2 separate regions of the Homo sapiens genome follow, and region 1 is linked to region 2. Evidence: read pairs that join two places in POLR2A ChIA-PET (ENCODE). Cell type or tissue: K562. All regions are shown on one strand. Region 1 overlaps GMPR (guanosine monophosphate reductase). Region 2 has its middle 130 kb from the start of DTNBP1.

Region 1 (5,000 bases), 470 kb before region 2:
TTAAAAACATCAAGAAGGCTGACGCCGCTTTAGTAACCCAGAAGCTTGTGCAAATGTCTCTCCATCCCATCAGCTACCTGTGTGGCTGCTGAATCTGTCCATGGTCCAAATGTGGTCACTGCTACTGTCTGGAAAAACCCAAAGTGATTATGAAATGCCTCAACCATGAGGGACAGCACAGCAAGAATGCTTCCAGGAGGACGGGGGAGTTTCCATTGGCAGGAACAAAAAGCTGTCAATTCAAGTTTGAAATCAAGAAGGGCAAAATAAGGGAAAAGAGGAAAAGACCAAATCAGAAATGAGAATATGACAGGAGTGTGGTCAGGCTTTAGTGAAGTCCCCGGTGTGCCCTCGAGCAGCCTCTGGGAATGGGGTGTGATAACAGGGGCCAGGAAGCAGCTGGTCAGGGTGATTAAGTGAGGAGTCTACTTTATCTTGTCATGAAGCACCTTGGGTGTGGAGCGGATACAGGACTGTCAGAATGGGACTGTGCGTAGCAGCACAGCAGGCTCAGTCACCCAGGCAGTTCATGCAGGTTCATTTCTTGGGCAGCCATGACAACATGGAAGCAATGAACCCTTGTCCAGAGCACTGAGGCAGGCAGATGGAGGTTTCTGATAGGCAACCCCTCTTCCTAGGGAAGCCAAGCATGTTTTGGGCTCCCCCATGCTCTGGAAGGCAACAATTCTGTGTCAAGGAGAGGTTGAAGGTCATGGAAAAGACATAAAAAGTGGCCAAGCCAAGACTTCAAGTACTTTTGTACCATTTTTTAAAAAGTTGGTATGGTCTGAATGTTTACGTCCCTCCAAAATTAAAGTGTTGAAATCTTTATTCCCAAGGTGGTGATATTAGCAGGTGGGGATTTGGGGAGGTGAATTAGGTAGGTCATGGGGGCAGAGCCCCCAACAATGGGATTAGTGGCCGTCTAAGAGAGGACTGAGAGAGATCCACATGAGGTGACAATGAAAAGATGGCCATCTATCTATGAGCCAGGAAGCCGGCCCTCACCAGATACCGAATCTGCCTTGATACTGGACTTCCCAGCCTTCAGAACTGTGAAAATAAACTTCTGATTTGTATTATTTATTTATTTATTTTTGAGACAGGGTCTCACTTTGTCACCCAGGCTGGAGTGCAATGGCGCAATCACAGCTCATTGTAACCTCAACTTCCCAGGCTCAGGTGATCCTCCCACCTCAGCCTCCCGAGTAGCTGGGACTACAGGCATGTGACACCACGCCCAGCTAATTTTTTGTATTTTTAGTAGAGATGGGGTTTCTCCATGTTGGCCAGGCTGGTCTCAAACTCCTGGGCTCACGCAATCTGCCTGTCTTGGCCTCCCAAAGTGGTAGGATTACAGGTATGAGCCACCACACCAGGCCAACTTCTGATTTTTATAATATAAGCTATTCAGTTTATGGTATCTTGTTATTGCAGCCTGAACAGAACTGATGACAAAAGGTCTCTGGGCAAAAATAAAAACAAAAACTGCTTTGCCCCAATTTTTCCAGCTTTCCTTTAGGCCTCAACATCTATGGCAAAATAAGTTCGGAAAGATCTGGGGTCGAATGCTAGACCTCCCTCATTACTGGGTACTTTTGAGCAAATCACTTCAACCAGAGTCTCCATTTATCCTGCTATAAAATGGGGGTGGATGTACCCACTTTTAGTCCTTAAAAGGTTTACAAAGAAAGTTCTCTCAAATTCTTAGCACAGGGCCCAGCTCTTGGTGGTGCTTTATAAATGTTAGTCCCTCCATTTAAAAGTACTTTCTGTATATTGCTCCTTTACCCATTCTTTTTAGTTTTTTTGTAATTGTGGTCAAATACACATAAAATTTACTAGGTGTAAATTTTACACATAGAAAACAGAAATAAAATTTTTGTTTTTTAAATAATTTTTATTTTTTTCGTGAAGGGACTTAGTGCCACTGAACTGTACACCTAAAAATAAATAAAAAATTTAAATTTATTTAAAATTTTTAATTTAAAATAATTCATATTTATTTTAAATTTATGTAATATAAAATTTGTTAGTAAATAAGTTTTTAGGTGTACAGTTCAGTGGCATTGAGTACATTCACACTGTTGTACAACCATCACCATTATCCATCTCTGGAACTTTTTAATCATCTCAAACTGAAATTCTGTACCCATTAAACAGTAACCACTTTTTACTGGTTTTTCTGGGGTCCTCTTGCAAGAAAAATCCTTTCCATAGGATGATAAAAGGCAAGGGTTGGCAAACAGGCAGCAGGCGGCTAGATTTGGCCCACAGGCTGTGATGTGCCAACCCCTAACATAAAAAGAGAAATATCGGCAGGCGCGGTGGCTCACGCCTGTAATCCCAACACTTTGGGAGGCTGAGACAGGTGTTATCACCTGAGGTCAGGAGTTCGAGACCAGCCTGGCCAATATGGCAAAACCTCGTCTCTACTAAAGATACAAAAATTAACCAGGTGTGCTACTCAGGAGAATCACTTGAACCTGGGAGGCGGAGACTGCAGTTAGCCAAGATCGTGCCACCACACTCCAGCCTGGGCAACAGAGTGAGAGTCCATCTCAACAACAACAAAAAAGAGGAGTATCAACCCCAGTGACTGTTCCCAAGCACGTGGAAAATGTCCCACTACCTGCCCATGGAAAAATAGTTGCTATCCAGGCAACAGCCATGTTAAACTGAGTTTATTATGTGACTCTTCAGAGAGAACATCACCTTTGTAGCTTTCAGCCATGGTTCCAGAAAGTGGGTGAATACAGAAAATCCAGGGAACACGGCCTGAGAGGTGCTCTCAGCCATACACACCCCTTGTACCTCAGGGGAGGGACACTTGAATGGTGAGGCCCCAGACCTGCCCCAAGCTTTCAAGGAACATTCAATGTGTCCGCCTCTCTGTGAAGAGGCGTACAGCGGAAACATCTGTGTGGCTCAGAACCTTGAGAAAGAATGTGGGCAGGCCAATGAGCCATCAGTCATGCATGGAAATGTCAGGGTCCCGCCCTGGAGATCCAGCCCATGGCTCCCGGAGATCTGCCCGCAGCAGCTGACACGGCATTGCCCCAGGGGAGTAGAGCTTGGCCTCTATCTAATCTGAACACATTAGATCTCAGGCACCTATTTCCTCCAGACCAGATCAGAAAGAGCCACCAGCACAAAAGCATCTCCCAGAGCCAACACAGGGACCTCCAAGTCCCAGTATGTCTGGAATTGGTTCCTTCCGGTGGGTTCTTGGTCTCGCTGGAGCCACAGACCTTCGGCTGCGGTGAGTGTTACAATTCTTAAAAGATGGCGTGTCCGGAGTTTGTTCCGTCAGATGTTCAGATGTGTCCGGAGTTTCTTCCTTCTGGTGGGTTCATGGTCTTGCTGACTTCAGGAGTGAAGCCGCAGACCTTTGCAGTGAGTGTTACAGCTCTTAAAAGTGGCACCGTCCGGAGTTGTTCATTCCTCCCGGACGGTTCGTGGTCTCGCTGACTTCAGGAGTGAAGCCACAGACCTTCACAGTGAGTGTTACAGCTCTTTGTTTTTTGAGACGGAGTCTCCCTCTCACCCAGGCCGGAGTGCAGTGGCGCGATCTCGGCTCACTGCAAGCTCCACCTCCCAGGTTCATGCAATTCTCCTGCCTCAGCCTCCCGAGTAGCTGGGACTACAGGCGCCCGCCACTGCACCCGACTAATTTTTTCTTTTTTTTGTACTTTTAGTAGAGATAGGGTTTCACCGTGTTAGCCAGGATGGTCATGATCTCCTGACCTGGTGATCCGCCCACCTCGGCCTCCCAAAGTGCCGGGATTACAGGCGTGAGCCACAGCGCCCGGCCATGTTACAGCTCTTAAAGGTGGCACGTCCGACGTGCCACCTTTTTCGCAGGGAGTGTTACAGCTCTTAAAGGTGGCGCACCCAGAGTTGTTCGTTCCTCCTCGTGGGTTCATGGTCTACGCCGACTTCAGGAGTGAAGCCGCAGACCTTTGCAGTGAGTGTTACAGCTCTTAAAGGTGGCACGTCCGGAGTTGTTCGTTCCTCCCGGACGGTTCGTGGTCTCGCTGACTTCAGGAGTGAAGCCACGACCTTCACAGTGAGTGTTACAGCTCTTTTTTTGTTTGTTTGTTTTTTGAGACGGAGTCTCGCTCTCACCTAGGCCGGAGTGCCGTCAAGCTCCCCCTCCCAGGTTCATGCAATTCTCCTGCCTCAGCCTCCCGAGTAGCTGGGACTACAGGCGCCCGCCACTGCGCCCGGCTAATTTTTTCTTTTTTTTGTACTTTTAGTAGAGATGGGGTTTCACCGTGTTAGCCAGGATGGTTATGATCTCCTGACCTGGTGATCCACCCATCTCGGCCTCCCAAAGTGCCAGGATTACAGGCGTGAGCCACCGCGCCCAGCCGTGTTACAGCTCTTAAAGGTGGCACGTCGGACGTGCCACCTTTTCCACAGGAAGTGTTACAGCTCTTAAAGGTGGCACGTCCGACGTGCCACCTTTTTCACAGTGAGTGTTACAGCTCTTAAAGGTGGCACGTCCGACGTGCCACCTTTTTCACAGTGAGTGTTACAGCTCTTAAAGGTGGCGCACCCAGAGTTGTTCGTTCCTCCTCGTGGGTTCATGGTCTACACTGACTTCAGGAATGAAGCCTCAGACCTTCGCAGTGAGTGTTACAGCTCTTAAAGGTGGTGCGCGCGGCGTTCTTCATTCTTCGCAGCGAGTGTTACAGCTCTTAAAGATGGCAAGTGTTACAGCTCTTAAAGATGGCAAGTGTTACAGCTCTTAAAGATGGCAAGTGTTACAGCTCTTAAAGATGGCAAGTGTTACAGCTCTTAAAGGTAGCCCGTCGGGAGTTGTTCATTCCTCCCACTGGGTTCGTGGTCTCACTGACTTCAGCAGTGAAGCCACAGACCTTCACGGTGAGTGTTACAGCTCTTAAAGGTTGCACATCCACAATTGTTCCTTTCTCCCGGCGGGTGGCTTCGTGGTCTCACTGACTTCAGGAGTGAAACTGCACATCTTTGCAGTA
Region 2 (5,000 bases):
TCCATCCTCATTTCCCGCCACTCTGCCCTGTGCTCTCCCTCTCCAGGCACAGTGCAGGCTCCTGCTGGAGGACTCTGAGCTCCCTCTGCCTGGAGCATTCCTGCCCAGACATCGTGTCTCATTCCCTTGCACCCCTCAAGTCTCTGCCCAATTGCCACATCTCAGTGTGTTGAGATTCCTTTCTAAAGAGCTGACACCATCCTTAGTACCCCATGACCTCTGATTCTTTTCACTACTTATTTGTTCCATATTTACTGATTTTTATTTATGTTTCTCTCTATCAATAGTGGGGGTATATTAGTCTTCTGGGGCTCCCATGACAAAATACCATAGGCTGAGTGGCTTCAACAAGAGACATTTATTTTCTCACAGTTCTGGAAACTGGAGGTCCATGATCAAGGTGCTATGAGGGTTGGTTTCCAGTGAGGGTTCTCTTCCTGGTTTGTAGAGAGTTGACTTCTTGCTTTGTCTTCACATGGCCTTTCCTGTCTGCACATGTAGAGAGAGAGAGGAAGGTCTCTGGTGTCTCTTCCTCCTTTTTTTTTTTTTTTTTTTTTTTTGACGGAGTCTCGCTCTGTCACCAGGCTGGAGTGCAATGGCGTGATCTCAGCTCACTGCAACCTCTGCCTCCCAGGTTCAGGCGATTCTCCTCAGCCTCCCAAGTAGCTGGGACTACAGGTGCCTGCAACCACACCCAGCTTTTTTTTTTTTTTTTTTTTTTTTTGTAGAGACGGGGCTTCACCATGTTGGCCAGGATGTTCTCGATCTCTTGACCTCATGATCCGCCCGCCTCAGTCTCCTAAAGTGCTGGGATTACAGGCATGAGCCCCCACGCCAGGCTGTCTCTTCCTCTTTTTATAAAAATACTACTTCATCGAATTAGGACCTCACCCTTATGACCTCCTCCCAAAGGCCTCGATAATGGGAAGTAAGCTCCTTGATGGCAAAGACTGTCTTCTTTGTTTACTCTAATAACTCAATACTTTGTTCTAGTGCTTGGCACATGGTAGGCATGCAGAATTGTTGTTGGGAAAAAAATATCAAAAGCATCAGCTTTGAAATCACATCATTGTGGATTCTAGCCCTAACTCAGCAACTTACTAGCTGTGTGACCTCAAACAACTAAATCTCTCTTAGCCTGAGCCATCGGATAAGGCTTCTAATCTGTTAAATGGGGGTAGCAATAATGTTGTTGTGGAGATTAAATGAGAAGCTGTATGTAAAGGTCTTAGCATGGTTCATGACACAAAGTAAGAACCTAATATGGGATAGCTGCTAATAATATTATCAATATAGACTTATACCCATCTCACATGGGTAAAAGGGTCACCTGGACTTTATAGGAGTTGCCCACCCAATATCCATTATTCATCATCTCCATCTTCCTTATTACCAAAACTCCTATGTTCTTGACTGCAACAATGTTCTTGGTTAACAGCACTACATTTCCCAGCCTCCCTTGCAGGCAGTGATGGCTGTGGCATGTAGCTCCGGCAGATGTTACAAAAACAGCAGTGCGTAGATGTCGGGTTGCCAGATTAGCAAATAAAAATACAAGACCCACAGCTAAATTTGAATTTGAGATGAACAATAAACAACTTTTTATTATAAGTATGTCCCAAATATTGCATGAGACATACTTATAAGAAATTATTTGTGATACATCTGCAATTTCAATTTAACGGGGCATCCTAGATTTTATCTAGGAACACTTCTTGGATGGGACATTTGAGAAATTTCCTTAGAAGATGTATCAAGGTTCTTCACAGAAACAGAACCAATAAGGTGTGTGTTATAATATATAATTATTGCCTTGTGTGTTTGCACTTCACTACTCTGTGAAGTGTTCTTTACGCAGAGGCTGTGCTGGATAGGTCAGCACGATATTTTTCACCTAAATGTTCAAAGCAGTAACCAGACACTGAACTATATCAGTAGTCAACCCACCAGACAAGTCCCACTCATTCTAACTGTACCTCTTTTCTGCTCCTTCCAAATATTCCTACAACCACAGAGCACTGTCAGCTACTGCCATGGGCAGAACTGAGGGCCACCCAGGGCCCAGACATAAAAGAAATCCAAAGCAACTTGTACATAAGCAGTACGCTAGCAAACCAAACTGGTGACTTCCATTTCTGTGACATAGCCACATTGTTTTAGAATTCACAAAAAATGCATAGAAGAAGTAAACACTAGAAGAGTAAAGGCTGTGAATTTGCCCAGCTGTCCAGAGACCCTCCTATAGACAAAGCTAAGCTACTTAAGTGCTTGTTCATGGCTATAATTTGACACTTCTGCTTCTCTGGCCAAGGGACTGAATCAAAACTAAAATTATGCTTTGACCTTGACTCTGAGGTGTACATGGCTATTTCAGTGCCTTGGTCCCTGAGCTCATCTAGATGGTAAGATTTTTGAGAGTGAGGAGCTTGTCCTCACCATCTTTTAATCTCTTGTATTCCCTACTGCTGAGCTTCATTTATAATCAGAGCTCAATAAACATGGATTGGTTCATTGGCACAAGTTACTGAAAAGTCATTGGGCTTCTGTGAGTTTGGCATGTGATTGAATGGAGGTAATAGTTTATTAATATACAGTTAGCTTGTAGGTTATGAAAGGAATGTCTAAAACATACAAAGAACTTTCTAGAAATCTTTTTTCCATTTATAGCACTAGAAGGGAGAAAAAAGTCATAGATAATTTTAAATAATAATAGGAAAAAAGGTGTCTTGCTGTTGCTAGTAGAGCTATTTTGACTGATCCCGATATCAGCCCCTGCCTCATGCCTGGGGAGATGCTCTAGCTACAATAGACTCATGCACAGACACCTGTGAGCTCTGCAGCTGGGAAAACAGCCTTGAAGCCTGACCATGCTGCAGGGCAAACCGTCAGACAGTTTGTATGCTGGGAGTGATAAATTCCTATGAGCTGTGTCACGAGTTATCTACAGAGGCAGTTGTGAATGGCTCTCCTTACAAAGTTGGGTTCCTTCCATCCCAAAGGCTGTGGTCTTCTCTATATAGTGTATCAGTTCCATGGCTCTCTGAGTGTCTGCTACATTCTTCTCTTTCTCTGCAGTCCGACTTTCTCCGCAATCAGACTTTCTCCAGATGGCAAAAAGTATATCTACCACACTTGCCCACTAATAGCCAGTGTTATGGGCTGAACTGTGTCCCCAAATATTCATATGGTGGAAGTCCTAGCCCCCAGTACCTCAGAATGTGACTGCATTTGGAGATAAGGCCTTTAAAGAGCCCACTCAGTTGAAATGAGGCTGTTAGGGTGATCCTAATCCAGTATGACTAGTGTCCTCATAAGAGGAGGAAGAGACACCAGGGATGTATGTGCACAGAGGACAGTCCACATAAGGATACAGGGAGAAGGCAGTAATCTGTACACAAAAGAGAAAGACCTCAGAAGCAAGCAACCCAGCTGACACCTTGATCTTTGACTTAGGGCCTCTGGAACTGTGAGGAAATCAATTTCTGTTGTTTAAGCTTCCCAGTCTTTGGTATTTTCTTACAGCAGCCATTGCAGACTAATACAGTTCCCCACAGCACCCCAACTTTACCTCTTACAGCCTCTGCACCAACAGAGAGTGACTCTCTCAGTTCTAGTTCTTTAGGTACCCCGAGAGAACTGGCCTGACTCAGTCTGGTCCATCTTTGGATGTAGCAGAGGACCCATGACTGCACCCACAGAGCAAGGGTGCTAGCCCTTCACACCGTCCTCCCCTCCATGTGTTCCTGCTGATGCAGTCAGAATTTGATCAGAAAGGCAGAACCACTAGGATAGCCTTACATGCACACATCCACATGAATTTATCATAGGGATTTCATCTTATGCAATTGTAGGCACTAGTTTCTACAAGGCTGTTTCTCCGTGTCCAGTGCTGGAAGTTGAAATTTGCAAGTCAGGTAGCATAGAAGGAAAGATGAATGCAAAGGGGATTCTGTGGACTGAATTTTGTGCACTCTCTGAAATTCATATGTTGAAGCCTAATCCTCCATATGATGGTATTTGAAAGTGGGGCATTTGGGAGATGATTAGGTCATAAGCCTGAAGCCCTCATGGATGGGATTAGTGCCCTTGTAAAAAGAGACACAGAGAGATGATCCTGGAAGGAAAAGCAAGAAAGCAGGCATCTGTAAACCAGGAAGAGGGCCCTCACTGAGAACTTGACCATGCTGGCATCCTGATCTCAGACTTCCAGCCTCCAGAACAGTGAGAAATAAATGTGTGTGGTTTAAGCCACCCACTCCATATTCTGTTACAGTAGCCCAAGCTGATTAAGACAGTGGGGACAGTAAGGACAAGCCAGAACCTGCAGGATGGACTAAACCCATGTCATTCCCTCACTGCCTCCAACCTCCAGGGTGGGGCGTCCTGCAGGATCCAGAGCCAGGCCTCTTTTTTATGGAGCTTAACACCCATCTGGCCCAGGATTTGCAAAAGCTGAGAGAGGATCCAGGAGAAGTGTAGTAGCTGCAGGCCTGCTGCCGTCTCTCACCAGCAACATGAGCCGGCAGACAAATGACAACACATGCACGGCTGCCACAGTGCCGAGCTACCGAATGCACAGACAATATGATGCTGTCCTGTCCTGTGCAAGATGTCTCTTGTGGCCCACCCTAACTGGAATTATGCAGAAAAGGGAATTCTGGGAAGCACAGTTCAGCCTTGCCATGGTGACATGTAACAATGTGGCAGGCCAGGTCTCACTAACACAGGCCTCCATAACAACTGTTTCAGTACTGACTGAGTGGTTAGTTAAATATTAAAAGCTAAGAAAAGCCAGTGCCCTTATACAAAGGCTGGAATGTAACAAAAGCCCAAGAGTTTTGCGTAGGCATTTCCTGAAACTCGGGCATGACAAAATAATGAAGGAACTCTTAACAGGACACATTTATGATTAAACAAGTTTCATTGTGGGTCTGAAGAAACTCCTCTGGCCTCCACAAACCAGTTTACTGGGGGGTCTGAACCTTCATGATTTAGCAGGA

The links. ChIA-PET counts read pairs that join two places held together with the same protein. Peaks named below come from ENCODE experiments on the same cell type or tissue, not always from the same donor. Only the 100,000 strongest peaks of a DNase experiment are listed, where the experiment ranks them.
Region 1: POLR2A ChIA-PET joins it to region 2 with 5 read pairs; 1 of 35 experiments calls an interaction of 5 or more read pairs at or near these places.

Annotation. Positions count from the first base shown.
Region 1 is chr6:16,265,896-16,270,895 of GRCh38, reverse strand. The region is part of intron 4 of GMPR (guanosine monophosphate reductase); the gene reads right to left. Among named protein-coding and RNA genes, the nearest start is that of GMPR, 30 kb to the right of the region's middle. In K562, CTCF peaks have their summits at 406, 4,759 and 4,972; DNase peaks (open chromatin) are centred at 425 and 3,035; H3K4me3 peaks cover 2,551 bases.
Region 2 is chr6:15,791,371-15,796,370 of GRCh38, reverse strand. No RefSeq gene overlaps it. Among named protein-coding and RNA genes, the nearest start is that of DTNBP1, 130 kb to the right of the region's middle. In K562, no CTCF peak of the experiment used is centred here; a DNase peak (open chromatin) is centred at 2,920.